Linked DNA regions of Homo sapiens: region 2 is linked to region 1. The links are chromatin contacts, found by Hi-C or POLR2A ChIA-PET in ENCODE. All regions are on one chromosome and are shown on one strand. Each heading gives the region's core, a stretch centred on a gene start or an enhancer-like site at or near the end of the contact. The rest is flanking DNA. Distances are from core to core; before and after follow the strand shown.

Region 1 (6,005 bases), core at 2,486-4,985:
CTATTTCCCTTAAGAAAAAGATTAAAATTTAACCATCTTAACGTTGATGCTCCCAGTATACTGCCAAGTTAAGAAACACCTATAATCACGACCTTCTCCAGCTTGGTCAAATACATCCAAATTTCCAACACAAAAGCTTGGATGTCAATCTAGCCCTTTTCTTCTCCCTCATCCCCATCTTGCTCAGATCCCCAACTGAAATGACCACCAAATCCTACCCATTTTGTGTTCTGAGTGTTCCTCCAGTTAATTCTCTCCATTCCCTTTGCCACTGCCTAGTCCTAACCTTTTGTCTCCCCTTATTTATTAAAACAGCTACCCTAATATTGCTGCTTCCAGTCACCTTTTTACTATGATCCTCAGTCTACACTGTTGTCCTGGTGATTTTCCAATAGCAAACCTAATGTCTCTTCTGCTCATAATCTTTTACTATGTTCCTATCACCTACAGAATAATCCCCAAATCATTTATTAACAGCACATAACTTAACATGCTTTCAGTCCTGCCTGACTCTCAAACCTCATATCTCACTGCATGCCCCCCAATCCTACACTTTAAACCCCATTAATATCAAACTATACTACTTGAATTTCCAGCACATCCCATGCTAGGTAAGCCTCCCATGTTTCTGCATAGGTTGTTGCTTCAGTCTAGAATGTCTTTTACGTCTTCTCCCTTGGCTTCCTGGACAACAACTATGAATCTTTCAAAACCCAGCTCAGATCCCAGGAAGCCATCCCAACAACTCATCCTCTACCCTTAAAGAATTGTTTTTCCCTCTGCGACCTCTGTACATAATAATGGCATCTATTAGGCACTATGTCCCTGACACTGTTCCAAGCATTTTAAATGTATTAACTCATTTAATCTTCACAATTACCCTCCCCATGAAGTGGCACCATTATGACCTTTATGGATATGGAAACTTGAATCACGGAGAAGTTAAATAACCCGTCCTCAAAGATACTCAACTGTATCGAGACAGATTAAAATCCTTATGTCATACATATTTATATTATTGCATCTCTCACGGTGAATTTATTCATGTGACTCTCCTTATACTGGACTGCACACTCCTTGAGGACAGGGATTATGTTGTATTCTACTCTAAATCCACAGTACCTGGTATAAAGTAGGTAATGAGTGCATGCATTTCTCAAACTGATTTTAAAATAATATTCCTAATAAGTTGAAGAGAAAAGCATTCAGAAACTAGTTCCAAATAAATATTCAAATATAAGAGTTCTAGAATAAAGCAAGCTATTTTTTTAATCTAATAAAATGGATGTTAAAAAGAAAAATTATTACAGACCTGAATTACAGTCCTTCTGGACAAAGAAATGGACTTATTTTGCAATAAGTCCATTACTGCTTAATCACTGCAGTAAATCAAGACCCAAACGACCATTTGCTTAAAATTAACTTTTTTCTCTCACTAAATAAAAAATTTTTGTTGTTTATCATTCAGGGCAATGGAAAGAAAGCCCTATATTTACTCTTCTCAAGTGGAAAAAAGCCAATCACAGACCAGCACTACTAATTGCTTCCTTAAATCTGGCCAAGAAATGTATCCCATTAGGCAATTAAAATAAAATACAGTTGCCTGAGTAAGCATTTAACAAAAGAATTTCTAAGGTTTTGTGGATGGCATTCCATTAATCAAATAATGAAAAATTCTTTATCCTAAGCAAGGAAAAATGAAAAAACAAAAATAAAATAGATTACCATCACCCCACAAGAATATAGACTTCTATATTAAAACTCTATTAAATCATATGCCTGTTATATTAAAATATACGGATTAATGCTCACAATATTTCAGTAGCCATTCTTTGTCTCCTTAAAATTACAAAAATCAAAGTTATTTTAACACTAATGATGAATAACCTCAAAACCAAATCTATTGTATTTAGTGTGCTCTCACAGTTACAGTCCTCTGAGCCATACTGAAGCGCAGTAATTAAAATCCACAGGGATGGTACTAGCAGCAACAGTGCACAGCACAGTACTTGTTAGAGTTATCTGCGCCCCACCCAGCTTCTACACACTAGTGCACTATAGAAAGGTAAATATACTATCAGAAGACCCAGAGTTTAGGCCACAGTATGCTTAGGCCACAGCACAGCAAAATCTACCTCCAGGTACATCTTACCATTTCTTCGTACACTCAACCATGAGCTCCTGGTAGGAGGCCACAAACTGGAACTTGGATGCATGTTTTCCCACACGCTGCAGTCTCTTCCAAACTGAAGCCATGATGATCAGTCAAGACACTGGAGCAGTTCTGGGTTAGCAATACAGCAGCTTTAATAATGCAGAGGGTCCAAAGCAAAGGAACTTTGCATGTATGTCTTTTAAAAACTCAACTACAACTCGAAATGATGCTTGGGGTCCATAAGTCTTCTCCCTGTTTCACAGGGTAAATCCCATCTTAGATGAATGGCCCAGTCAAGAACACTATGATATACGTGACAGGATGAGTGGGAAGGGGTTCCCTCATGGAGACATCACCATGCCACCTCAGGGGCTATATGATGGGTATTCTGGAGGGCTGAAAAGCAAAACAAAGACAAAAAGAGAAAGAATATGAGGAGAGAATCATGAGAAATGACTAACCACCCATGTTAAATAACGCTGCAAAAGACCATCCCAGTTCTCTGCATGTCTTTTAAACAATGAAACAAAACACTGACCTCAAAAGCCAGTAACATCAAGGATGCAAGACACCAAGGAAGAAATTACAATTCACACCGAAGACGTGGAGCGACACATCAGGTAGTCAGCACCAACAACAATCCAGAGAGACGGTAACTCGGGGCCCTACCTCCCCCTGTTAGCATCACTGAAGGGCGAGCAGAGCGGGAAAGTCTAGGGATGCTGTTTAATGTCCACCGCCAGAAAGAGGGAGAAGTGGAGTATTTTTTAATAAACTTTGTTTTTCAGTCGATAATTAATAGCCTCAAGTCCGACAATATGTGCTTGGAACAAATTAGGGAGCCAGGAGGAATGCTATTTTTCAGTCGGAGGGAGGAAATGGATGGGGAACGAGGAGTGGAGGGAAATCTCCAGGCAGAGAGAGGGCAATGTCCCGGCTCCAGGCCACTTGGGCTCCTTCGCTGCCAACCGGAGGGAAATGGAAACTCCTGCCTGGGGGTGAAGCAATGACCAGCGGGGCAAGTGGACTGTGCAGGGTGCGGTGCCTCCCTCCCCCATCCTCAGGGAAACAGTCCGCCGGAGCCCAGTCTCCTCACGCACGGAGCCCAGACCCCTGCCCCCCAGCGGAGACAGGCGGTGGCTCGTCCGCGGTCCCTGTCACCCAGGCGATACCAGAAGACCCCAGCCCGGACCCCGAGCCCCGGCCCCGCCGCTCGTCCACTCCCGCCCCCTCCTCACACCTCTAATCCCGCTGTCGGGCTGAGTCTGGCCCCGTTCCCTTCTCATAGCCGCTCCTCCGTCGCCGCCGCAGCAGCAGCCGCCGCCGCCACCGAGTCCTCCATCCCCGCCGGAGCCACATGGAACAGCCAAGCCAGCCACGGCGCTCGCGGTAGCCGGGATCTGCAGCCCCTCAGGCGGACGGCGCCCCTCACGCCCACCCCCTCCCTGACAGATCGCCCCGCGACCGTCCCCCACCCTACCAAGCCCTGCCAGAGCCACCGCTCAGCGCCCAGCACCCCCTCCCCCGCCTTTCTCCTCCGCCACCATCATCATTACCTCCCCCGCCGCACCTCTCACACTAACCCTACCCACGGCAGCTCAACCTCCACCGCCCCGCCGCCATTGGCCAGGCCCCGCGCGTGCCCCGCCCACCTCGGCGGCCGGGTCTTACAGCGGCTGGGGCACCTCATTGGTAGAACTGCCTGCCCATCACAGGGGCTCCGCCTTGCCCTTGCTCGGGAGGTGGTTTTTCCCCGAAGCCGGAATGCGACGCACAGGCTACCTTTTTTTTAAAAAAAAAAAGAAGGAACCGACTAAGGACGATCCCGCCCGTTCTTCTGATTGGCTTGGAGAGGGAAGCGATAGGCGGGAGGAATAGGGAGTGTTTATAGTGAACTGCAAGGTGATTGCAGAAGGTGGCTGTCCGTCAAAGGCGCCGCTGGTGCGGGGCTGGGTTTCTGGCCCCTAAGGGTGATTGCAGACCTAGAGATTGGCTTCGCTGCAGCTGTGGGCAGTGCAGCTGCCTGTGGGTTTCTCTCCTGTTCTCATCTCCGCCAGGACCTGGGCGCGCCCTCTCCTCCGCCACTGGCAACTAGGGTTTTTGCGCATAGCCTTTATTTCACCAGTTCCTCCTGGGATCTTACCTGACAACCTGAAGTAATGACCCTGTCAGGCACCCCCCGACACCCCGGCCGCTCCCCGCCCAACATAGAGTCAACTGGTCTTCAGTGGGATTGAATCAGCTGAGCTAGACACAAAATGTGTACAGTACAATTTCTTATTGTTCGGAGTCTTCAACATTTCTTTGAATCTTGGTTTCCTCTTCGCTGTCGGACTCTTTTGCCCCTAGTGAGAACTGTAGATGGATTTGGGAACAGCTAGCATATAAAAAGGGTGGTCAAAGGCAAAAAGGAGGAGGCAGAGTGAGGGCAGGGACACTCAATCTTGTTAAAAGAGCCAAGGGCCCTTTTGAGAATATGAAAGCTACAGATACTTTCTCAAGGGGGAAAAAGTGTTCTGTCTCAAAACACAAAAAATTGTTTTCAGTTTTAGGTGGTTCACAGACCCCTGGTGTGGAGAAAGAGGACAAAGAATGAAACTTCAGGGGAATCCTAGCATCTAAGGAATAAACAGAGTAAAATGGGAAAGAGACCGAGAAGGAATAATCAGAGAAGTAGGCGCATCAGCAAGCTATGGGCAGACAGTTTGGAAAAAAAAGAGAGGCAAGCTAACATAAAAAGAAAGCAAGCGGGATGGGTTCTGGAAACAAGGATCATTCAATCTTACGAAGGTTGGAAAGCAGGGTGCATGGACAAAGTAGCTTGAAAGGTGTTAGGGTCTAGGGAGGATTCTTTCAGGGACAGGAAGAGAGAGCAGTGATGGGTGAGAATTGAGTCCATCTGTAGACATTGGGGGCCAAGACAAAGTGGAGAGACATGTTGAAGAATCAAGAGAGATGGGGAGACAGATATAAGGCTTGAATCCAGTATCTAATTCAATTTCCACTTTCAATAAAGAAAATGATCTAATAATACAAGAGCACAGTGTGCATTTTACAGAAAACAGCATAGTTATCGCTTATTTTGCTAGTCAATTCTAAAATGTTAAGATAATCGTAATAATCATATTGATTCTTATTTTCTATTAAGAGTTCTCTGATGTCCTTCCTGAGTGGTTTACGAAGTCACTACAACCTACAGCCATTATGATCTCATATAATAATATATTCTGCATCTTTAGTAGGCTTTAAGTGTGTGGAGTTTTTTAATGGCTTATTTGTAGAAATGGTCATAAATTATTTTCATCCAAGTTACCCTTCAGAAACAATCCACATGATGATCAGAAGGTTTTTGCACCCTATTTATTACTGTTCTCTGGAAGTTCTCAAACTTTCTTATGTGGTCATTCTGGTTTCTTTTAACATGCTTCCCTTACTCCAAAGGGAGAGGGGGAAGAGAGAAAAAATAGAGAGACTGACTTTATTGTAAAGAAATTCCCTTAAAAGTAATAAGTTTTAAATGGTGTCTTAAAAAAAAATAAAGGAGTAGGATCCCTAGGGAATCTTCCTCAAGTTGTGGAAAATTTCAAGAGACTGATAGTTTCTTATGACAGCTCTTCTTTTTAGGGGAAATATTTGTCTTGGATGTAAACTCTTATTTTTCCTTCTAGACACCAAGGTAGCTAAGAAGAGATCAAAGTTAGAATCGTTTACTAAATGAGTGAAGGAATTAAGAACAGCTCTTGACCCTGTTCTGCCACTGACCTCATGTTCATAGGCTGTCTCCTGGAGGCCCTACAGAGCAGCTACTTCTTCCCCCTATAACATTTTAAAAAACAACCTGTATACTAAC
Region 2 (6,005 bases), core at 1,915-4,414, 400 kb after region 1:
CCTAGCCCACGTGGTTGCTCTTTGGTTTTCCTTTTCTGTAAAATGGTGATGATAAAACTACCACCTCCCAGGTTTAACATGAGCATGAGATAAGGCAGGGCACAGAGGAAACGTCGATAAAGGACAGCTACGAGGGATGTTACATGCTTTTACACTTATTATTCCTGTGAACCAAGAGTTTGGATAGCGCTCCGATCCTTGATAAAGGGCCTTTCCAACTAATCTCAGGGACCACTCCTACAAGAATCACATAAGCATGGCAACTGCTCCCTGCCTTCTACAACTTCCTGGCTGGCACAGATCAGGGACTCGCCCACAGGTCTCCTTGCTAGGCAGGCTCCTCGGCCCCTCCCTGGTGCCCTGTCAGCTCTAGGCTTTCTTGCCCCCTCATCAGGCAGTGCCTACCCACCCCTCATAGAAACCCACATGTACAGAGGGACTCAGGTTCAAGGCCTTCTCTTTTTTGGTTGCCCCGTAGATAAGCACTCATGGCATTTTAGTTTTGTAAGTTTCACAGCAGATAATTACAGGAAAACAGATAGGGGATGGTCAAAAGAGCAAATCCCAGGAAGGTGCGAAGTCCTCCCAGGCTGGTCCTGACTTTCTGGGAATAGGAAGTGTTACTCCTGAAGACTGTGGCGATTCATAGGACTTTTATATTGAACATGGGACCAGGACACCGAGAGGCAGGTCAGCCCTGGAGAAATTTCAGCCAGTGCTAGTTTCCTGTCAGGAAGGGCAGGGGAGAAATGGGCAGCTTCCACTCTTCACAAAGGATAGCAGTGAATGAACTCCACTGCTACAGAGACAAACCCCTCAGGTCCTGGCTGAAGACAGACGAGGCAGCCAGCAATCTCAGATGCCTTACCTATTTCCAGGGGACAGGGGGCTGGACACAGAGAGGAGGGTCACCAGCCTGGCACAGAGAACACAGAGAGCAGAAAACTGAGCCAAGAAGGCTGCCCCCTCCAAGTGTTTACCTGAAATATTCACAAACATGATGAGTCACAGAAAGAAAGCAGAAAAACCAGTAAGATGTGTAACCAGATTCTCTTCCACAAAGCAAGGAGAAGTTGTGGCAATAATGCCAGTGGGCACGGTGTGCTCTGCTGAGGGCCCTGCTTGAGAAACCTGTGTCTCCACCACACTTTCGGCCTCAGCTAAGGTTGAGAAGGGAAACTGACAACTGTGCCAGGGCAGGAAAGTCCCTGCAGGAAGCCTGCTGCTGGTCTGGGTTACCAGGGCAACTGGCAGCTGCTCTCTTCTCTTGAAAGAGAATGGACTTGGGAGGCCCAGATGGGCTCTGCCCTAGTAGCCCAAATAAGAAGGCTTAACCTTAGACAGCATCAAATAACATCGGAGTACGCCGCCCCCACAGCACTTCCCATGCATCCCCATCTGATTTCATCTACCTCTCAGGAGAGCCGGGTGCAGGGTGATTATAACCATTCCATTCCACAGTGGAGAAAACTGAGATCCGGAGACACTAAGTCACTTGCTTAGATTTACATGACTAAGAATTAGTTTGGATCCATCTGGGCATGGTGGCTCACACCTATAATCCCAGCACTTTGGGAGGCTGAAGTGGGCGGATCACTTGAGGTCAGGAGTCCGAGACCAGCCTGGACAACATGGTGAAATGCCATCTCTACTGAAAATACAAAAACAAAAACAAAAACAACCAACCAAACAGACAAAAAACTAGCCAGGCTGGGGGCTTATGCCTGTAATCCCAGCTACTTGGGAGGCTGAGGAAGGAGAATTGCTTGAACCCGGGAGGTGGAGGTTGCGGTGAGCCGAAATCGCACCACTGCACTCCAGCCTGGGTGACAGAGGGAGACTCTGTCTCAAAAAAAAAAAAAAAAAAAAAAAAATAGAATTAGCTTGGATCCTACCTGAGTCTTTAAACACCAAGTCTAGTGAACATCCCCCTACACAGTCTGGCTGCCGAATCAAGAGCTTGGGTTTTTTCAGTGCTCTCATATCTATGAATGCATGCATTCTGTTTGCAAAATACCAGGCATGGATCATACCCCTCTTCATCTCCCACATCAGAGATGTGAAACGGCCGTGCAAGGAGGCAGGGCTGCCACGGCAGCAGTTTGAGTGGGTAGCCAACATCTGACCGAGACTCGAATCCAGAGCTTTTTCCATGACACCAGCTGGCTGCCTTGCCCCTCACCACATCTGGAAAAAATGACTCAGGTGACAGCAGGCTAATCATGTCATCCTTGTGACTGCAGGTGCCACGTCGTTTATGAAGCACTTTAAAGTGGGAACGCTTGCCCTGGCTTTCCCCCAGGCCTTTATTAAGTAAAGGTCATGCTGTTTGTTAAGATTTGAGCACACTGGTGGCTGGCTCACAGGAAAGAGCTTCATAAGCTGTGCCTGAGATAAGGTTGCTTCTGGAGGCCTCTCTGCAGAGAAGAGCGAAGCCCACCCCCACTGCCTGGCTGGTTGGATAATAAGACTCAGAAGCTCCAGTTCTCCCTGTCCCGTCTGGCCTCTGTGAATTGTCTGACTGCACTGCCACTTTTCTCACCTGCCTGAGGTTACTGTCCCAGAACCACCTGACCGCACAAGAAAGGCGGGAGCAAAGATAGGTTCAGGCCCAGAGATGGTTTCTAGTCTCCCTCTGTGATGGTGATTTTTCTGGCTGCAAGAGGTTTCCAATCCTGTCTCCACCAATGATTCCACAACTTTCCCTCATTCTCTGTGACTCTGGATTCCAGACTCAGGGCCCCGAGGTAACCTGAAGCCTCTCATCTGGTCATTGCACTAAAACCTTGGCTAGGGCAGGTGGCTTCCTTCTATGCCCAGATCAAAGGCGTGAGCAATGCCCTCAGCAGCTTCCCCAAGGCAGTAACAGGAAATAATCCTCCTCACCAGCCCCTCCCACCCACACTGTCCCAGCAGGTGGTGTTTGCAGAGGTAGCACCAGGTAAGGCAGGTGGCAGGGGAGAGGAACTGGATTGAAACCTCAGTTGGCCTCAAGCCACCCACTGCTCCCACCTTTCTTGTGTGGCTAGGATGTTCTGTAGCACAGACCACAGGTACGTGAGAAAAGTGGCAGTCCAGTCAGACACAGAACCTGCAAAGCCACATAGGAAGGGGAGAACTGGAGCTTCTGAGTCTTATTATCCAATCAGGGAGTTGGGGTGGGATTGGTTCCTCTGCAAAGAGGCCTCCAGAAGCCAGCCTTATCTCAGGCATAGCCTTGGGAACCATTTCCTGTGAGTCAGCCGCCAGCGTGCTCACATTTTAACCATGTTGGGCAGCATTCGCAGGCCGCCTGTTGTGAGGCAAGAAGCCTCCGCTGTTCTGGAGGAAGCCCACGTGGGGTGATTCTGAGCAAAGTCATTATGGGTCCTGTTAGGAAACATTAATTGTGTTTATGGGTAGAACCGCCCCCAAACAAATTAGACACATGTTCTAAGGTGTCCATTTTTTAAAATCTTGGTTGAGGTTGCCCTTTGGCTCCTGGGTGACATGAGTGCTTTGTTGTCCAACATTTGTTCCTGGGAGATGGGGTTACCAGAGGTTGGAAGACCTGACCCTCTCCTCACCTCAGGCTGGAGGAAAGGCTGTAACGATGCGCTGGGAGGGAACAATGCTGCCTAGACGGGCCTGAGGCTCTGACAACAAAACACTCAGACTGGACACTAAGATGGTGGTTTATTTTCTCAGAGGGGAAAGGGTCAGACCACACCTTCAGGTGTGGAGGGAGGAGGGAGATTGCCCCTAACAGAAAGGGGTGTCCTCATGGTCTGTCATCCCAAGGCAGGCAAGGAAGAGTGTTGTGGGCTGGAAAGGGAGGGATTTCTTCCTCTCTCTGTGGAGAAAGGGGGCCTGTATATTGCTGTTGGTGGGAGCTAAAGTGGCCCCTGCCAAATGGAGGCCTTTGGGTACAAGACACTTCTCCTCTGGAGGCAGATGGAAATTTCTAAGGCTGCTTTCTTTATGCCCCAACTCAGTGGAACCTGTGGTCAGATGAGCTGTGGGGGGTTGGGGAGGGCAATGTCTCCTTCCCAAGGCCTGGCAGAGTCACTAAGTCGCCAGTCCCATAAGCTACAGAGGCAGAATCATGGCAGCAAGAAGAAAAGGGTAGAGTGAGAGTGAGAGATACTTTCTGGAGCTGTGCAAAGCTGTCCCTGGGAAACTTTCAGAAATACTCGGGAGGGGAACTCTATGGTTAGGTAGAGTTAGATGTAGGAAGGAAGTATAATTTCACTTTAGAGTTGGTAAAGTTTCAACATAGGTTAATTGCATATGAAACACTCATTTCAAAGATGAAATAACCAGGGGTTTGGAGGCCTGAGAAAGAGAAACCATGAGACGGGGGTCTTCTGTCTGAGAAGCAGGTGCAACCCTCTGGCGGTAGCAAAGACCCAGGAGTTCCTGGGGTCTTGCGTGGAGCCTCGACAGCACATGTGCCTGGATTTTGGGTAAGGGTGGCACAAGCGAGGCCAGAAGCACCCCTCCTTCTCCCTGGCACATCATAAGGTGATCAAAGAATAATTTTTTTGAAAAAAGTCAAAAGCTGGCAGGGTGCAGTCGCTCATCTCTGTAATCCCAGCACTTTGGGAGGCTGAGGCGGGCAGATCACCTGAGGTCAGGAGTTTGAGGCCAGCCTGGACAATAGGCTCTACTAAAAATACAAAAATTAGCCGGGCGTGGTGACGGGTGCCTGTAGTCCCAGCTACTTGGGAGGCTGAGGCAGGAGAATTGCTTGAACCTGGGAGGCAGAGGTTGCAGTGAGCCAAGATTGTGCCATTGCATTCCAGCCCGGGTGACAAGAGTGAAACTCCATCTCAAAACAAAACAAAAACAAAAAAGTCAAAAGCTAACCAGAGGCAACCACACATGGAAAATAGTACAACCTTATGACATAAGACTGAAAAGGTGTCAAGAGGGAAGAAATAGAGGGTCTCAGAATGGAATGTTAGCTGTCTCTCTCCCACACACATAGCTGAAGCCAAATGAGGGAAGGTAAGAGAACAGGATCCCAAGAAGGGTCACCAGCACCTCTCAGTTCGGCACAAAGAGGGCCAAGATGCTAAAGGCAGCCTGGGGAGTCCAGGAGAAGCTCCAGAGAGGAGGAGCCCCTGGGCACCATCACAGAAGCCAGCAGCGGCTGGAGGAGTGGCTGGCTGGACTTGCTGCTGTTCAGAACTCTGTGCTGTCCAAGGGAATGAGCTGAAGTCCCAGGAGGGGACATGTGCCTGCCAAGTGGAGCAGACCCAGGTGTGGGATGCTAGCCCACGTCAGGAGGGAGCCAGGCCCAGCTCTGTCCTTCACCTGTCCATGTGACCCTCAGAGCTCAGGAAGCAGGAAGGAAGTACCACCCAGTCCCCAAACTCTAGTATTGAGGAAATGACAGGTAGCTAGAAAAGGTGTCAAAAAGAATTCGTCCTCACACTCTCAGAGCGTTAGATAGTCTGATCAGACTTACCTGTGCAAAATTAAAAGAGACAGCATGAAGGCTAAGCCAACATACTAGATTTTAAAAAAGAAGAACACCAAGAAGGAGAAGGCAGAGTAGGAGAAAGAAGAGAAGGAAAATAAGCAAGAAACAGGCTGAGTGCGGCAGCTCATGCCTGTAATCCCAGCACTTTGGGAGGGTAAGGCAGGAGGATCACTTGAGCCCAGTAGTTCGAGACCAGGCTGGGCAACATAGTGAGACCCTGTCTCTATGAAAAATAGAAAAAATGACCAGGGTGTAGTGGCGCACGCCTGTAGTCCCAGCTACTCTGGAGGATAAGGCAGGAGGATCAATTGAGCACAGGAGGTGGAGGCTGCAATGAGCCATAATTGCACCCCTGAACTCCAGCCTGGGTGACAGAGTGAGACTCTGTCTCAAAAACGAACAAAAAAAGCAAGAAACACAACATGAAAAAGATAAACATATCCAGATATCTAGATTGGGAGAAATCTCTCTCCCAAGTACAGAAGAAAACTCCTGAGAATGCTTCACATTGTAGAACAAATAAGAATATATAATACTT

The links. Hi-C counts contacts between places; a loop is a spot of excess contacts on that map. ChIA-PET counts read pairs that join two places held with the same protein, here RNA polymerase II (POLR2A). Pooled maps may share reads with other maps.
Region 2: a loop to region 1 is called in a map of PC-9, with 5 times the contacts of the local background. The contact joins the enhancer-like site here to the promoter of EHBP1 in region 1. A Hi-C loop is called at or near these places in 4 of 168 maps with a recorded cell type or tissue (CD4-positive, alpha-beta memory T cell, CD8-positive, alpha-beta T cell, PC-9 and 1 more) and 13 of 50 pooled maps. POLR2A ChIA-PET finds 5 or more read pairs at or near these places in 1 of 52 experiments (WTC11).

The regions. Positions count from the first base shown.
Region 1 is chr2:62,703,443-62,709,447 of GRCh38, reverse strand. EHBP1 (EH domain binding protein 1) reads right to left here and starts at 3,735. Exons shown (of 23, transcript NM_001142616.3): 1 at 3,396-3,735; 2 at 2,153-2,551. The coding sequence starts at 2,256. RefSeq lists silencers at 3,399-3,478, 3,599-3,858 and an enhancer at 3,889-4,028.
Region 2 is chr2:62,302,135-62,308,139 of GRCh38, reverse strand. No RefSeq gene overlaps it. Among named protein-coding and RNA genes, the nearest start is that of MIR5192, 99 kb to the right of the region's middle. RefSeq lists enhancers at 1,048-1,337, 2,058-2,127, 2,168-2,237, 1,803-2,328, 2,329-2,856 and 2 more. Within about 2 kb of position 3,164, at least 22 of the 41 ENCODE cell types and tissues checked have a DNase peak (open chromatin) inside an H3K27ac peak, as active enhancers do; they include CD8-positive, alpha-beta T cell, PC-9 and endothelial cell of umbilical vein, where a contact is called at or near this core.